Linked DNA regions of Homo sapiens: region 1 is linked to region 2. The links are chromatin loops, found by intact Hi-C in ENCODE. Cell type or tissue: gastrocnemius medialis. All regions are shown on one strand. Each heading gives the region's core, and the rest is flanking DNA. Links, peaks and the distances in the headings are about the cores only.

Region 1 (8,366 bases), core at 246-8,245, 54 kb after region 2:
AGGCCGAGAGTGTGGCCTGCCCAGGACCACTGGGAAAATGCAGGGTGAACTGTGGGTCTGGGTGACTCTCATGAGCCCCTCCTCCATCCCCCACAGCCCCTAAAGAGTGGGACGGTCTCAGGACCGCGTCCCGGGGTGAATCGTGCTCCTGAAATGGGGACTGTGGTGCACAGTCACATCATCCCTTCACACGGCGGCCACCAGGACACCTTCAGGGCACTTCCGGTGGCAGGAAACATCCCCAGGCCTGACTGCGCCTGAGGACGGTGATGCCATGGACCAGGAGCGCTTCCCGGAGCGGGAGCAGGCGCTCGCTGGCTGGAGCTCCCCCACTGTGTCTGACGCCTCATTCCCTGGATGTTCAGGGTTCCGGTGCTCAGCAAGAACCTGTCCGGACACGCTGGGGAGCAATGCCCCCACAGAACATCGGGGGCCAGCTGGACCATGGCACGTGCCAGACACTGCACCCCAGCAGCGGTGCATGCTTCTCCAGGGCACGCAGAGCAGTGACCAAGGCCGACCGCGCTGGGTCCCAGCACAAGTCTCAGTAGATCTTAAAAGACTCAAGTCGTGCAGAGAACAAAGTAAGAATAATCTCAAGATTTGTTGAGACTTGTGTTCCTTGACTATCCCAGAATTAGAATGAAAGGAGAACCCAATACAGAACATCCTGAAACATTAAGCAACTCAATTCTAAATAACTCGTGAGCGACCGGCGTCGTGGCTCACGCCTGTAATCCCAGCACTTTGGGAGGCTGAGGCAGGCAGATCACTTGAGGTTAGGAGTTTGAGACCAGCCTGACCAACATGGTGAAATCCCGTCTCTACTAAAAATACAAAAATTAGCTGGTCATGGTGGCCCACACCTGTAATCCCAGCTACTCGGGAGGCTGAGGCACAAGAATCATTTGAACCCAGGAGGCAGAGGTTGCAGTGAGCCGAGATTGTGCCACTGCACTCCAGCCAGGCTGACAGAGCAAGACTCCATCTCAAAAAAACCAAAAGAACTCATGAGTTGTTTAGAAGTTGTTAATTAAAACAACATATCAACAGAGGAGGTGACCTGGTATTTTTAAAATGTAACTTTCATTGTTATTCAGGTAGGGTGAGGCCCACAGGTCAGGAGACAACCACCATCAAAAAGATGATTTGTCACGGGTCCCAAGAGGACAGAGCTGGCCGCATCACCACGGTGAAGGGGCACAGGGCAAGCACCAGGTAGGCCAGGAGGCAGAGGGTGCGAGGAACGTGGTGTGGGAAGGACCAGGCCAGGGGGTGGACAGGTGGAGAACTGGCTGGTTGCATTAATGCCAGCTGGTCTGGGTGTAGCTCCTGGCCCTGGGGTGATTAGGGCAGGGGGACGTTGGCCCAGAGTGTGGCCCAGTTGGGGAGCGGTTGGGGTGTGGGCTCTGGAATCCTTGATTTGCTTATGAAGGGTGATCTTGCTGGGAAGCCCTTGGAGGGGGAGCCCCTCCTGGGTCACCCCAGATGTCAAAGCGCAGAAGCACAGGGTTAATGCAGAGGTAATTAGACACTATTTTGAATTCAATGGAAATTAAAACAACATATCAACATTTGTGGGATGCAGATTGACTGGTGTTTAGGATAGATTTTACAGCAGTAATTGCTGAAACGATAAAAAAGGAAGAGATCACAAATCACTCTAAGCCAAGAGCCAGCAAGCTACAGCCCACCGGCCATGTCTGGCCCCTTCTTGCTGTTGAAAATAAAGTTATGCTGGAGAACAACTTGGTATTTTATGTGTTTTCTGTTGCTGCTTTCACGCTACAACAGCAGTTGAGTGGTTGCAACAGACACCACGTGGCTCACAAAACCAAACATATTTACTCTCTAGCCCTTTACAGAAAACCCTTGCCAACTATGATAGGAGCTTTCACCTGGAGAAACTAGTAAGGGAAAAATAAATTACAAAACGCATGCGGAAAGTAGAAGGTAATAAAGATCAGGGTGGAAATCAGCTGAACAAAAAACAAAAACAGAAAATAGAGAAAATAAATGAAACCCAAGCTGATTCTTTGAAAAGATCAATACAATTGATAAGCTGCTGGCCAGACTGACCCCAAAACAAAGAGACCCTCATTACAAACATGGAGGCTAAAAAGGACATCACCGCAGACCCTACAGATGGGAAAAAAGAGTCGAGGGGGATGGTGTCCAATCTTCTGCCCATATATTCCACAACTTGGAAGAAATGAACAAACACCTTGCAAGGAGAAACCTTTCCTTTCATGCATTAAAGACATCGTTCTGCTGTCTCCTGGCTGCCGTGGTTTCTGGCAAGAATTCTGTAGTCACTGGAGTCACTGCTTTTGTGTACGAAATGTGTTGTTTTTCTCTAGCTGCTTTCCAGATGTTTTCTTCAGTTTTCAGCAATTTGATGATGCTATGTCTGGGTCTATTTTCCTTTCTGTTTATCTTCTTTGGGGTTCACTGAGCTTCTTGAATGCTTACATTTATGTATTTCACCAGACTTGGGATGTTTCAGCCAATATTCCTTCAAATAACTTTCTGCCCCAACCTCCTCCTTGCTTTCTGGAACCAGGTATGTGCTGGGCCTTTCGATACGACCCCAGCTGGCCCGTGATGCTTGTTCTTGTTTTTCCTCTTTATCTTCGTTCTTCGGAGTGGATATTTTCTATTTATCTGTCTTCACGTTCGCTGGCTTTCCTTTGTCTCCATTCTGCTATTGAGTCCATCAGTACAATTTTAATTGCAGATACTCTATTCTTTTAGTTCAAAAATACTCATTTGTTTATTTTTTTTCCTACCTCTCTGTGAGGTTTATTATTCATTTCATCTAATGCTCCTTTCTGAGGTGTGTGTGCGTGTGCTGTGTATGCGTGCAACTCGCAAAGCAGTTACCGCGGCTGCTGTAGGCATCTGTGTCAGTTGGGGCTGGCATCTGAGCATTGTCTGTTCTCTTGAGGATGATCACACCTTCCTAGTTTTGTGTCTATTGAGTAATTTTGTTTTACGTCTGAGCACACCGTGTGGACTCTGGGTGCTGTCCTAGCCCTCGGGGAACGTTGCTGTTTCCACTTTAGCAGCCAGGTTCATCCCAAACCCCACCTCTCTCAGTGTGGTTCTCAAGACCTTTGCTGGGTTGGCACTGCTGGGTGGCACTGTGAGACTTATGCGGATTCATGCACAGAATTAGGCAATTGCCGTGTCCAGCCCTCCCCCTTCCGGGGTTCCGCCCCCTCTCTTCCCTGGCTCTCCCCCTTCTAGGGTTCCGCCCCCTCTTTTCCCCTGCTCTCCTCCTTCCAGGGTTCTGCCCCCTCTCTTCCCCCACTCTCCCCCTTCTGGGGTTCTGCCCCCTCTCTTCCCCGGCTCTCCCCCTTCCAGGGTTCCACCCCTCTCTTCTTCCCCGGCTCTCCCCATTCTGGGGTTCCACCCCTTTCTTACCTGTAGGACTCCTTTTCCCAGGTTGGGGTTTCTATCTGCGTTTTAGCTGCTTGTGTTGCCATGTGGATCTGAGAGTGGGGCTTGCCCTCCAGACAAAGCCACAAGGAGGAAACCAGAAACTCCACGGCAGGTCACTCCTCCAAGTTCCGCCTCCGCCCTGCAGTCTCCTTACTTTGCAGGTCCTCAGTAGTTGTCTGTGTCTCATCCAGAGCTTGGTCACAGTTAGGGGAGGGCTAGGCTAAGCCATAGCAGGCTCGTGGATAAAACGTCACCTCCCTGGCTCTTTCCCAGGATTTCCTGGCAGAGGCCACATTTATAAGCCATGCAGTGTAGTCACCTGCTGTGTGCCAGGCAGCAAGCGCCATTAGCCCGGGAGGTGGTGAACAGCTCCTGGGGGCACCAGCCAGCACCGTCACCGTTTGGCAGCGGAGGCTGCGGCCAGCTCCTTGTCAGGTGAATGTGCTGCATGTTGATGCAACACCTTCCTCTTCTTGCCAACCCTGGGCCAATGTCCTCAGACACAGGCAGCAACGGAAGTGGCCACCTGCCCACCATGGCCTGGGGAGAAGGGGGAAGGGTCTGACTGGGGGAGCCTCAAGACTGTGCCACTTGCCCCAATCCCATGAGAGGCACCTGCTATGGCACCTCGAGCTGGGGCAGAAGGCCTGGAGCCCGTGCCTGGATGCTGCCCAGGACTCTCAAGCTAGTCCAGTGGCCTTGGCTGCAAAGTCCTGCTCAGGCCCACGTTTCCCCAGTGCCTTGCCCAGCTCCAGAGGGAAGTGATTGACCGCAGAGCCGATGAGCTCAGAGCCGGTGGTGGGCAGTCTGGCCGGATGGCGGTGACTCAGGGAAGCGGAGGGGCTCCCCCCACCCCGCTGCTGCTGCCCCCCGCGTCCCCCCCGCCTGCAGTAACTGACAGGAAGGGGCGGGAGGCGGATGGGCCGTGACAGCTTAATGGCTTCGGTTAAAGCATCCTCTGATCGTGCTGGCGCTGGGAGAGGCTCTGAGCTCGGGTGGCACTGCGGGCACTCTGGACACTGTCTCCGGCTGCCGCTGAGCTGGGAGGCTCCTTTCCAGCAGGCCACGCGGTCAGGGGCACCTCCTGCCGCAGCACCTGCCCAGCCCTCTGGGGACCAGAGTGAGCAAAGTGCTGGTGCTGGACCTGGCCACCGCCAGAGGCAAACACAGTTGGCCAGACCCAGGCCCCACCTGTTCACGAGATGCCCCATCCCTTGGAGCCTCCAGGAGCCAGGGCAAGTGTGGAGGCAGGTGAGACCCAGCGCCAGCGTTTGCTTCAACCAAAGAACCACAGCAGAGCCGCTGGGGACAGCTTGTTCAGCCAGTGCATAATCAGTACTCAGGATTGTGGCTGGTGCCCCTGGCAGACTCAGCCCTACGGGGATCGGCCCCCAGACGTGCCACAGCTTGGCCACTCTGCTCTGAGGAGCTGTCTGTGCCCAGCACGCGTTCCAGCTTCTGGGATGCACAATAGGCGCCCAGGCCTAGGCTGCGGGACGACCATGCTTGCTGCTCACAGCGCCTGTGAGTCAGAGACTCCGACAGGCCACTTGGGATGGCCCAGGCCTCCTCCCCAAGGTCTGCAGCCTCCTCGGGGAAGCCTTGGGGCCAGAGCCTGGAGACTCCAGAGGGAGTCTCCTACAGACGATGCCGCCATCAGTGGGACCTGCAGCCGGGATCTCGGGCTGGGCCTCTCCGGCAGCCCCACATGTGACATGGGTGGGCTTCCCGAGGCCAGCACTTGAGAGAGAGGTGGAAGCCGAGACGCGGAGCCACCTGGCATCCTTTCCGACAGTCACGAGGCCCTCAGATTCCAGAAGAGGGGACAGAGACCCCTCCATGGGAGCAGCCTTGGTCATGCTAGAGAAGAGCCTGGGGCTGGGAGACCCATGGGGCATCTTTTGAAAATGCCTCCAGTCACTCGTGTGGCCACCCAGCAAGGCCCCGAGTCATGCACAGCCCACCCGTGCATGCCACCTGCCGGGACCTGCCCCATCACCTGCCGGGACCTGCCCCATCACCTGCCGGGACCTGCCCCATCACCTGCCAGGACCTGCCCCATAGCTTTGGAGCCCTGTCTGCTGCAGGGGAGGGAGGCAAGCCCCAGAACAGCCCCGAGTTCTGCTGCAGTCCGGTCAGCCGGGGGCTTCCTGCCCCATTCAGTGTCCCAGGTCTGCATTCAGCAAGGGTTGGATGCTCCACCAACCCTGACCCCCCGGGAGCATACACCTGTGGGAGCAGGTGCACCCCACCTCCATGCACACACAGACACCTCCAAGGTTTTCCTGAGAGACAAGATTTGGCTCAGGACTCGCTGCTCAGAACCTGAAGGTGTAGAAAGTGCACACACTCCTAGCAGAGCCGACCTACTGCTATACCCTCCCAGCCGGTGCCCCAGGTCAGAGCCTGCCCCTTCCCCCAACCCTCCTGCCTCACCCACACCCCTGTAGCCTTGGGGACCCACAGAAACCACCGCAATGACCTCTTCTAGCAGGCAGGCCTGTGGTGCGCCTGCTGAGCTCAACCCTCCGTGAACTTGGCTGGCCCTTGCCAGGCGCAGCTCAGCCCTGCATCCGCTGGCACTGCCCACCAGACTTGCCCACCTGACCGGGACCGGGAATCTTCCTGTAGCCTCTCTAGGGAAGGTGCACTTTTCTCTAGCATCCTTTCTCTGGCTGATGGAGAGGGAGCTGGGTGAAAGGCAGGGCCTTGGCCAGAGCAGGCCTGATGGGTGGCATGGGGCTGGGGGTGGAGGAAGTTGGGGGAGGAAGTGTCTCTGGAGGTCCAAGGCCTCAGCTGGCCCTGCCCCCTGTAAACAGCCCTATTTTTTAAAAGGCCTCCTTACCCAGCTTCAGGGGTTTAAAGGACACCCCCTTCCCTTGGCCATTCCTGGGGACCCCCCCGACCATCCACAATATTGTACTAGTATCTAAAGCAGCCAGCAAGTCCTGTCTGTCTGGAGAAGGTGAGAGTTTTCAGGGGCTCAGGACGTGCTGAGCTGGGGGGAGCAGGGGGCATGGCTTGACACCTCACAGCGGCTTCCTGAAGCTCAGTGGTGCACAAAGCAGAGCCCACAGGGGAGCCCTCGTAACTCAAGGCCTCCAGGCCATGCTAAATACCCAGAAGCCACTGGTGGGGACCACTGAGGCCATGTGAGCAACACATTTATCATGAACAGCTGTTCCCCGTGTTACTCCAAGACAACACGAACAACTGGGCCGGGCAACCCAGAGAAATGCAAACTCTTCCTCATTCAGAAATAGCAAAGAAAGTTCTCCTTCCAGAAGGGCCCTCCCCACACCTTGTAAAAGCAATTTTAAAAATACAAATAGAGGCTCCTTCCTCATGCCAAGGTTCATTATTAAGGAAGAGAGCAGTTCCAGGCAACGCCTTTATTTAAATATGATGATTAAACTGTTTGGTTTTAATGCAAATGGAAGACACCATCTGAAATTCTGAAAGGAGAAAAAGACGCTGCTGGAGGTGGGAGGAAGGGAGAGGAAGGCAGGAAGGGAGGAGAGGAAGGGGCCAAAGCTGGTGAAATTCCTGGCATCAAGAAACCCCCTGGATGGAGAAAGAGCATGAAAACAGCAAACGGCCGCGAGGCAAACAGCAAACGGCCGCGAGGCAAACAGCAAACGGCCGCGAGGCCGAATGGACCACATTCCAGGCGAGGCGGGGGCAGTGTTCAGCTGTAGCTGCTCCCTGGGGACCCACACCCTGACCCCGTGCTAGGGAGCACTGGGCTGGGGGCCAGCGAAGCACTCTGGCGTGGACGGCAGGCCCATTTTTAACGGTGCTATTTCATTAGCAGTTTTACTCAGCTGCTGGCAGGGCCCCAGCACGGCTGCCTCTGTGGCTAGAGGGGTGCAGGGGGTGCTGGGCTCCAGGCCAGGCAGTGCCCATTTCCACAGAGCCAGTGCCCCCACACAGCCACATGCAGCAGCTTCCTTGCTACACCACGGGGCCTCCCTGGGGACTCTGCACCTGCAGCGCACACACTGTCCCCACCTGGCCCTGCCCACGGGGCTGCTGCAGAGGCGGGCTGCCAGCTCTCGCTCCCTGGGGAATCTGGAATCCCAAACTGGGAGACGGGGCGGGGGCGGGGCGATAATATCTGCACCAGCTGCGAAGATCAAAGCACCTGTGCACGAATGGCTGACCCAGAGTCTGGCCCCCTCATATGTGACCCACGCCCCGTGAAGGCTGCACCTGGAAACCTCTTTGCCACGTCGCCATCGTGGGCTAGTCTCGAGCTGCGCCCCAGCCAGAATCCTATGTATTTGCAAACTGAGGACAGAGAGGGTCAGCTGTGTGTCCACCACTGTCCACACCGATTTTAGATAATTTGGTTTCCTCTTTAAATAGCGTTTAAGGGAACGAGCAAACTGTCACCTCCTGAAACAAGTTTCCAATAGATTAAAGTGGGTCTTGTCTATATAGCACGCTCTGAAATGATCCTTGCCCATGTTGCCGATTAAATGCTTATGTGCTCACTGTCTCTTGGCCCCCAAATATAGGGCCTGCCTTAAACCTTCAAACCAAGGCGGCAGTGCCTTCGTGTTAGAGTCCACTTCTTTTTATTGCCTCTTGCCTAGAAAATTATCGCAGGGGTGCACATGCTGCATCTCCCACGAACAGTTGTCTGAGGCTGGGCTAATAGAATGTCTCATAAACCTCGAAAAGATGTTTCAAGAACACCTCCTCCTCTTGGGGCCATTCCCAGCCGAGTTCCAGAATCCTCAGGCCAGCAGGGAGATGGTGTCTGTTGGGACACTGCGGAGGGACCCCTTGTTGAGGTGGTGGCCCCAGTCCTGCCTTGGGGACCCAGCCCTGCCCTGTTCCATCCCTCTGTGTTCCGGATGAGGCTGCCCAGCTGCAGTGAATGGTCGGGGGTCGGGCCCGTGACCCGGTGAGGCGGG
Region 2 (8,366 bases), core at 278-8,277:
TTGGGCATCCTGGCAGGTGTCCCCGCCCCTGTGGCCTGACCCTCCAAGGGTACTGGCCCTGCCGTGCACCTCCCCCACTGAATAAGCCCTCAACCTCGCCCCACTCACAAAGCTGAACACATATGAACGCGGCTTCAGCCAGAGTCCCCTGTCCTGCCCACAGCCCAGCTGTCCAGCTGTTCAGGGGTCCATGGATTCATGGATCAGTTGATTGATCGAGTCATTCATTCATTCACTTGGTCCTCTGAGCTCCAGTGTCCAAAGGCCGAAGAGAGGTGAGGAGGCAGCCCTGCCCGGGGTCCTCCCTGAGCTCCCACTTCCTCATCACCCCTAAGGGGGTGCTGTGGCCCCCCTTCCCAGTTGAGGAAGCTGAGGTCAGAGAGGTGAGAGACCTGCCCTCATCCACACCCAGGCCCAGGCTCGGAAGGGCCTCCCCCTCCACCGGGGCACAGTGATGCTGGGCGCTGGCACTGGTGAGGCGCCTCCCTCAGCCCGTCCTGCTGGTGCAGGAATGCCAAGGAATTGTGGGTGGCAGGGCCCTCCCCTGGACAAGGGTCCATCTCAGGGTGTCTGCCCCGTCGGCTGAAGACCCCCTCTCCCTGGCAGCCGGGGCCTGGTCACAGCTGCTCCTGGGACCCTCACCTTGACTGTGTGAATTTCTGCCCACGATAGAGACCCCGAATCCACGGCTGTGGCGGGTGCAGGAGGAGGAGGATGGCCCTGCCGGGGCGTGTGTGCCACATTCTGAGCACAGACATCCCTAGGGGATTGGGATGCCGCCTGGCCCTGGGGGCTAAGGGGCCACTTGGGACACTCAGCGGTGGCCCAGGGTGAGGCTGGAATCCAGAATCAGATGGTCCTTCCCGGCAATGCAGCCCCCTCCGCAGACCGGATGGTGTGGCCCCGTGGGAAGCGCTGTGGCGTGGGGCTCCATGACCGCCCTTGGCTTCCGAGAAACCGCTGCTCTCCTGCGTCCGCCCTCCGCTCAGCTTGTGTGGTGAACTCCCCTCGTGCGCGAGGTGCCCTGTGGCCAGAGTCTGCATGTGCCTCTACTTACCCAAATCCCAGGGGCCTCTCGCTGGGAGCTGCCCCCACCCAGTCAGCCCCGGGACCCTCTGGTCTGTGCTGCAGCCTCTGCGTTGGGCAGCCTCTCTCCTGTTTGCTCTGGCACCATCCAGGCCACAGTCTCCGTGCTCCCCACTCTCCAGCCCGGCTCCCCTCTTGCTGCACTCAGAGTCCTGGGGCTGGGGCAGGTTCAGATCTGGGGACAGACAAGGATGTAGGGGCAGGAAGATAGGCTCTGGGTCTTCGCGTGCTGGGCAACTGGCTTTTCCTCCTGAGCCTCAGTTTCCCCACCTACAAAATGGTCTCAGAAGGCTCCCTGGTGACGGGCCGTCCCCCTCCTAGGGATGCACTCTGTTCCTCAGGGCCCAGGCCATCTGACATCCCCCCTTGCTCTTGTGACCACATCTGCTCCAACAGTGAATCTTTCGGGCAAACTTTCAAGGCACAGCCAGAGCTGGGCAGCCCTCCCCAGGGCACCGCAGCTGGGCAGGGCCCCTGATGCTCCAGCCTCTGCCCTCCACCCTCACCCTCAGCAGATAAGCCATAAGGACCCTGCTATAGCCGTGCCAGCCTGCCCAGGCCTGTGCCCCTCAGCAGGACACCTGCAGCCCTGGCACTGGCCTACAAGGCCTGACGTGGTCTGACCCTGCCCGAAGCCCAGCCCCAGGCCACCCATCCACTGCCACTGCCCCAGTGGCAGCCATGCTGGCCTCCTGCTGCCCGCTGGACACACCAGGCCCCCCTTCCCGCCTCCGGGCTCCTGCCTTCCTGTACACACTCCCCGGGGTGCTCTTCCGGGACCCTTCCCCGCCTGCCCCTCTGACATCACTGGGGGGCCTGTTCATTCACCCCCACCCAGGCCTTCCCTGACCTCTGACCTCTGACCTGCAAGGCGGGACTCCAGGCCCTGCCCCCTGCTCCCCGGCTGCTCCTTCCGGCCCCCATGCCTGGCGCTGGGCCTGTCTCCACATTCCCTGGGCTGTGCATTTTCTCTCTCCCCCGCTGTCCCATACGGCGCCAGCTACATGAGCCTCCTGAAGCTGAAACAAATCAAAGCTGCACTGACTAAAAAATCCAGGTCTGCAGGGGCACCAGCCCCGTTTCTGAGAGCTTGGCAGCCACCGTGGCCAGTGGGAGCCGTGTGAGACAGGGCAGAGCACTCACCGTCATGGCGTGTTCCACCGGACGGGGCCTCGTGGTCAGCCCCGCAAGGGCGGGGTGAGCCTGCTTGTCCCCTGCTTGGGTCCTTGCTCAGGCGTCCCTGTGGGGCGAGGGCTGTGGTGGCCTTGCTGTCGGGGCTTACTGCTTGCTCCTTCATTCATTCACGCCTTAAACCACCTGCAGACACCAAGGGGAAAGTCTCGGGGGCCTAGGCCCTTCTCCCCTCTCTTCCCCTTCTGCCCCCTCTACCCCGTCTCCCCCTTCTCTCCCCTCTCCCCTCCCTCCCGTCTCTCCTACCCACTGCGGTCTCCCTTTCAAATCATGGTGGAGTGGGCCACGGGCAGCACGGCCCTGGGCCGTCAGGGGCGAGGGCTATGGGCTCTGACTTTACTGCCCTGGCGAGGACAGCCGTGGACATGGTGGGGGCCAGAACACACCCAGCTCCGATCAGTGCTTGGTATGGGACCTTGGGAGAGTGAGGCACCCACCCTGAGCCCACGTTCCTTCTCCGTAAAGTGGGGACAGCAAAATGCTCTCCTCTTAGGGATGCCTTGAGTGCAGCATAGAGCCCCTGCAGAAGCTTCTGGAACACCAGGCAGCCTAAGTGCTGTGTGCCGGCTGTTACTGTGAGGCTGGTGCTATGGGTAAACGGGGGAACTGCTCTGTCTTCTGGCTCTGTCCTACGGCCTGGGGGCTGTCAGATCTGGCCACCCACACCAGCCCTTCTCCTGGAAGGAGATGGCCCTGTGCCCGTGCCCTGGTCCGTGGGTGTGGGGCTGCCGTGAGGAGGGTGATTTATGGCCACGTCTGCTGCATACCCTCTCTCTCACCACCACAAAGCACCCGCATCCTTTACAGAGCCGCCTGCCCAGGCCTGCAGACTGCTCCCCACCTCCCCCATTGTGGCTGTCTATGCCCCTGACCCCAGCTGCAGGCCTGGCCTGCCCCCCTCAACCCTGCCTGGAGACGGCAGGCAGGAGGAAGTGGGCTGCAGGGGAGGGGCCTTGCAGGGGGAGTTTGGACACCACACCTCACACCACGCTCTCCCGCTGCCAGTGGGAAGCCGAGTGGCTATTTAGTTTCCAGAAAAGTGCTCAGACCAGGTAGAAGCTTAAAACCTCCTGGCCTCCTTTATGGTGAGACATGGGGTCTTTAGCGGGGCGTACAGGGCTGGGAGAAGGGCCTGGCATCACTCAAGAAGCCTCTGCACTGGGCAGGTGCAGGGGGCGTCCCTCTGTCCCTCGCTGTCGCTGGCCGGAGGACACCAGAGTGGGTGTCGGCGTGTGTGGCGAGTGTGGCTGGGGCTCCGGCTTCTCCCCATGACTCTGCAGAGCCGGCCTTGGGATGTGGGGAAGGGGCCGTGAGCCCAGGAGGTGAACCTGGAGGAGAGCCCTGCCTCAGCTCCTGTGGGCCAGCCTGGGGGGTGTGCAGGCTCCTCAGGGGCTCCCCTGGGATTAGATGCAGCTGAGCCTGTTCTGAGCGGCATAGACTCCCCGGCCCTGTGTCCCTAACTGGCCAGAACCACAAGGGGATGCCTTCCTAAGTCCGGGAGGCACTGGGGACATTTATGAGGTGGCTTCTGAACAGGAGGACCTATGCTCTGGACAGGACTCACAAATACCAAAGCTCATTGTCCCCATCACACGGGCCTGTGCCTGCCACCAACGAGCGGGGTCCCCGGACCACTGTGGTCCACTGTCATTCCACGACCTGGTCCCCAGTCCTGTGGGGCCCCAGAGAGATGGGACGACCAGCCAGCGTCACACAGCCTGTGAGGACAGTCTGCCAGTTCAGGCCTCTGGTCTCTGCGTCCAGGCCCTGCAAGGACAGATCCCCGTCAGGCCCCGTCCCAGGCCCTCGTCTGTTACATAATTCGGGCGTGAAATCCCGGAAGGGGGAGCTCCTGAGCCCGTCCAGCACCCGGGATTGGGGTCTCCCCATCACACACCCTTGGTGGCAGGGCCTGGCTGGGGGCGGCAAGCAGGTTGACCTTGCCTCTGTCCAAGGCGACTGGCATTTGTCATGACTTGGGGTTGGCTTGAGAGTCTCCGGAAACCCAGGTGGCTCTGTCACCACCTGATCCTGGCCCCAATTCTAGGCAAAAGGGCAGAGCCGATGGGACTGTGGAGGGGGCCACCCACTCCTGGTGGCCTGGGTGGGCTCAGCCCACTGGAGGCTCAGAGCAGCGAAGGAGGCCGTACCATTCTGCCCGCCCCCCCCACCCCCGGCCCTGCAGCCTGGGAGATGCCCGGGTCTCCCCAGGGCACCCTAGGAGCCGGCTGGCATGGCATGGAGGCTGCTGCCCGGCTACTGAGGAGGCGCCTCTGTACTGGCTGGGCTAAAAATAGCGGGGGGATCTCGGGCAGGGACAGCCGGTGGGAGGCCTGTCAGGGAGGGGCCGGGAGGGGCAGGACAGCAGCCTGAGCCCGGGACCCGCCGTCAATGGCGTGGGTGCTCCCACCCTGTTCCCGGTGGCCGGGCCAGCCGCGGCCCAGCTGACAGGCTATTTTTTCCCCTGCTTGACTAAATATGGTCAGGGAGCGCAGCCCGAGGGGGCCACTTGGCCAGGGCCGCGTGTTTGGGATGCTTGGCCGGGTATATAAGAACTGCAAAGGTGAGGCCGGCTCCTGACCCGAGGGGGGCCCCCACGCCCGCTCTGGCCTCTCAGGTCAGGCCCTCCCCTCCCCTCCCCTCCCCTCCCCCGCCCCTGTGTCTCCGCGAGCCGGCTGTGTGCCTGCGAGAGCGTGCACACCCGCGGGACCTTCCCTTTTGTTCCACCCTGACCTCTACCTTCTCTACCTTGTGCTGACCCCGCTGGGGTGCAGGGGTTCCCTTCGGAGGAGGCCGGGGCTCAAGGTGTGCAGCTCGGCCGCCTCTCCCTAACTCTGCACCAGCGCCTTCTCTCTCTCTCTCTCTCTCTCTCTCTCTCTCTCTCTCTCTCAAGATCTCCCTCCTGCTAAGTCTGCGCTGCTGCAGGAGGGCTGGGGGAAGGGCAGGGGTGTGGAGAGGGGGTGCCTGGTGTCTTCTTTCTCTCTCTGCCCCCACCAAGTGCGGACGCATCGAGCTTCGGCCCCCACCCCTGCATTCGCGATTGGCTCCCGGAGGAGGTGGCTGGTGCTGCCGCCGCTGCAGCATCTCCTAGGGAGCCGCGACCCTGCGCCCGCCGCCGCTGCCGCTGTCACCAGCCCGGCCCCAGGGGTGCCCTGGGCTCCGCGGTGAGTCCTGCTCAGCCCATCACCACCGCTGGGCCGCCGGGACGGCCCCTGCAAACTTGCCGGGCACCGCGGTGGGGGGTGTGCCTGCCAGCGAGGTGGGTGCTGCGGGTGCCGGCGCCGTGCGGCTCCGGCGGGGGTGCCGTGGAGTTTTCTCTTGGCTCGCGGCATCATCCACATTTGGAAAACTGCAGAGCCAGCAGCCGGCAGGGCCTGGAGGGCGCGTCCAGCTGGGAGGCAGGAACTTTGACTTGCGGGCATTTTGCAAGAAAGCAGCGGCCCCCCACGCGGGCAGTGGATGGCATGGGGGCTTCGGGGCTGGGCTGGGGGCGCGATTCACCTGCCGCTCCGCAACAAAGCCCCGGCAGCCGGGCGTGGGGCTAAACTTACCTTGAACTTGCAGTATCCCCCACTGAGGTGCTGGTGGGGGGCAGGGATTCCCGAGCTGAGCGGCGGCGAGGCTGCCCCCGGCCGGGACTCGGCACTTCTGCAGCTCTCCCAGCCACGTCAGGGTCAGGAGGCGTTTACAGGGGCAGGGCGGCGAGGTGGGGGGCGGGGGGCACATGTGGGCGGAGACTAGGGGGGCTTCGGGGAGAGCAGCCCTGGTGGTCGGCGTCTGTGCAGGTCCCTGCTGGGGAGCTTGACTTCCCGCGTGGCCTCCCGCGGCGCTGATGCCGGGGGCCGGGCGGTATTCACCGCTGAAGAGCCCCGGAGGAGGCCCCGGGCACAGGAGCCAGCTCGGCTCACGGTGGGGTCTGCTTGGAGGCGGCTGGGTGCTCTTTTTCTATGCAGACGGGAAACTTTTTGAAAAGTGACTACAATTCATTTGTGAGTGGGCAGAAGTCCTGTGGACTCTGGCTGGGTCTGGGGTGACTCTCCTGCCCTTTGGGACTCCCAGCTTTCCCCTTGACCCCCAGACCCCGTCCAGATGAATGCCTCACAGGTCGTGGGGGCTTGAGCCAGGCTGCGGGAGTGTCCCAGGCTCTGAGAGCTCATGTGCCAGGGAGCTGGGGACGTTGAGGAGGCCTTTTCCCTGGACTCCGGGGACGGTTATTGCGGAGGTCTTGGGAGGGCACAGATGAGCGGCGGAACCCAGGTGCCCCCGAAGTTGAAGCTCAGGCTGCGGTGTCGGGTGCCCTTTTTGTATCCTTGGCTACGTGAAAATGATAAATCACAGCAGCTACGTGGAAATGGGACATCAGCTTCTGCTTCTGTCTGCCATTTGCTCCTTCCTTTGTAGAGGGGATGCCTCCAGAGCCTTAAGCACAACCCCCACCCCCCGCCCCCACCCACCCCCACGTGAAACTCCAACCCAGCCATGCCCAGCTGCAGACCCACTGCCACACAGCCACAGCATGCTCAGTGGCCTCTGCACACTGCAGGCTCTGCGGAGACATTGCCCTGCCCTGGGTGGTAAGAGAGAACCAACTCGCTCCGGGCTGTCCCCTCGCATGGACGGGCTGCCTGGAGGAGCAACAGAGTCATGTTGGACCTCTCTTCCTGATGAGGACAACGGGAGGTCCTTTCATGTCCCGGGGCTGCTGTCCCACCCCACGCCAGGGTCAGTGGCAGGACAGGGGCCAGGGCCCAGCTGGACCCCACCGCTTAGCAAGCCTCCTGTGTCTGTGCCCGGCCTGCACCCCCAACTGGCGCCTCCCTGGCCCCCGTCCCCCCCAGGCACCTGCAAAGCCTTCTTTCCACCTCTCACCACCGCACGTGCCAGGCTCGCCCTGGGCCACTGCGAGGCCTCGAAACCCTGCAGGCCTCCTCCTCCTCCTCCTCCTCCTCTCCCCGCTCCCAGCAGGTTCGGGGCGGCTTCCCTTCCTGCTGGTGAGGGCCTAACCTTGAGGTCCCATTGGTCTCCTTCTGGCTCTTTCTCCACATTTTTCAGAGTCTGGCTTCACGGCTGGTCATAGAAGTTGGCAGGGAAGGAGGCAGCCTCTGCTTCCCACTCAGAGACATTTTTAAACGCAATGAAAAACATATCGATACAATTAAGTATTCCAAAGTGCTTAGTTTGCCACTCGCTAAGTTTACTTAAACCCTCTTTAACAGGCTCATTAGGAGCTGGTGAGCACCGGGAAATTCATTAACAGGAAGGCGGCCCCCTGCATTTGACTGTAAATTGGTATTGATCAGGGGCTGGTGGAGGCTGGGCGGCTGGCCACAAAGAGCCAGGTGTGGGACCAGCCTCCCGGGGGTGCCACGGCAGTGGCGCTGGGCAGGTGACGGTGGCTGCTGACCCCCGGTGCCCATGTAAGCTGCTGGCTCTGCGCAGCTGCCGCTTCAGGTGGGCCGCACTGCGCGGCGGTTCAGGGTGGTGACGCTGCGAGGCGGGGACGGGGGAGAGGGTGAAGAAGAGCGAGAGAAGGAGGGAGAGAACCGGGGGAGCGACGCTCCCTCGCCCACTGGGTGTCTGCTGTGGCCAGGCTGAGGCACCTAGGGAGTTGCCCCCCTAGTGGACGGCCTCTCAGGAGATCCTGACCACCCTCTGGGAACCTGGACTCCTCCAAGCATCGTCTTTCTCGCCTGCATCTTCGGAGAGAGGTGCTGAGCCCTTCCTCATGGATACGGGGTCCCGGGAGGCAGCCTTCACCAGGGACCTGCCCAGGAAACCAGCAGATGCCCAGGTAAGCCCCCAGGACACCTCTCGGGTCTCTGGTCTGCAGTTCCTCGTCTGGCCTCAGGAGCAAGGAGTTGTCCAGCTCCCGGAGAAGGAGGAGGCTGGTCCTGCGAGTGGGGTGCTGGGCAGGGCGCCCCCCAAGGTTCCTCTCTCCACCCAGCCCTCTCTGGGCTTGGCTGGGATGAGGTGACCCAGGGGGACAGGAAAGTGTTGGCTTTGAAAGTTTGGGACATGGATGATGCCTCCCTGCTCTGGGGTGAGGGTGGAGGGGCAGCCTGTCTCTTCCATGGACGCAAAACCGAGCT

Evidence for each region. A loop is a pair of places that touch in the nucleus more often than their neighbours do. Peaks named below come from ENCODE experiments on the same cell type or tissue, not always from the same donor. Only the 100,000 strongest peaks of a DNase experiment are listed, where the experiment ranks them.
Region 1: it touches region 2 in a loop (4-fold over the local background); 3 of 110 quality-filtered maps call a loop at or near these places.

The regions. Positions count from the first base shown.
Region 1 is chr20:62,599,552-62,607,917 of GRCh38, forward strand. It overlaps LINC02970 (long intergenic non-protein coding RNA 2970), which reads right to left and starts at 3,890. Exons shown (of 2, transcript NR_184037.1): 1 at 3,427-3,890. RefSeq lists enhancers at 4,101-4,890, 4,891-5,681, 5,682-6,471 and a silencer at 4,209-4,358. In gastrocnemius medialis, for the core only: no CTCF peak of the experiment used is centred there; DNase peaks (open chromatin) are centred at 3,190, 3,810 and 4,220; H3K27me3 peaks cover 2,607 bases.
Region 2 is chr20:62,545,598-62,553,963 of GRCh38, forward strand. CRMA (cardiomyocyte maturation associated lncRNA) reads right to left here and starts at 5,964. Exons shown (of 7, transcript NR_033263.1): 1 at 5,829-5,964; 2 at 2,715-2,864; 3 at 2,230-2,403; 4 at 1,951-2,105; 5 at 109-1,261. It overlaps MIR1-1HG (MIR1-1 host gene), which reads left to right and starts at 4,856. Exons shown (of 4, transcript NR_171007.1): 1 at 4,856-5,441; 2 at 7,868-8,068. RefSeq lists an enhancer at 4,943-5,818. In gastrocnemius medialis, for the core only: CTCF peaks have their summits at 4,119 (motif pointing right) and 8,084; DNase peaks (open chromatin) are centred at 4,225 and 4,754; H3K4me3 peaks cover 3,586 bases; H3K27ac peaks cover 5,125 bases.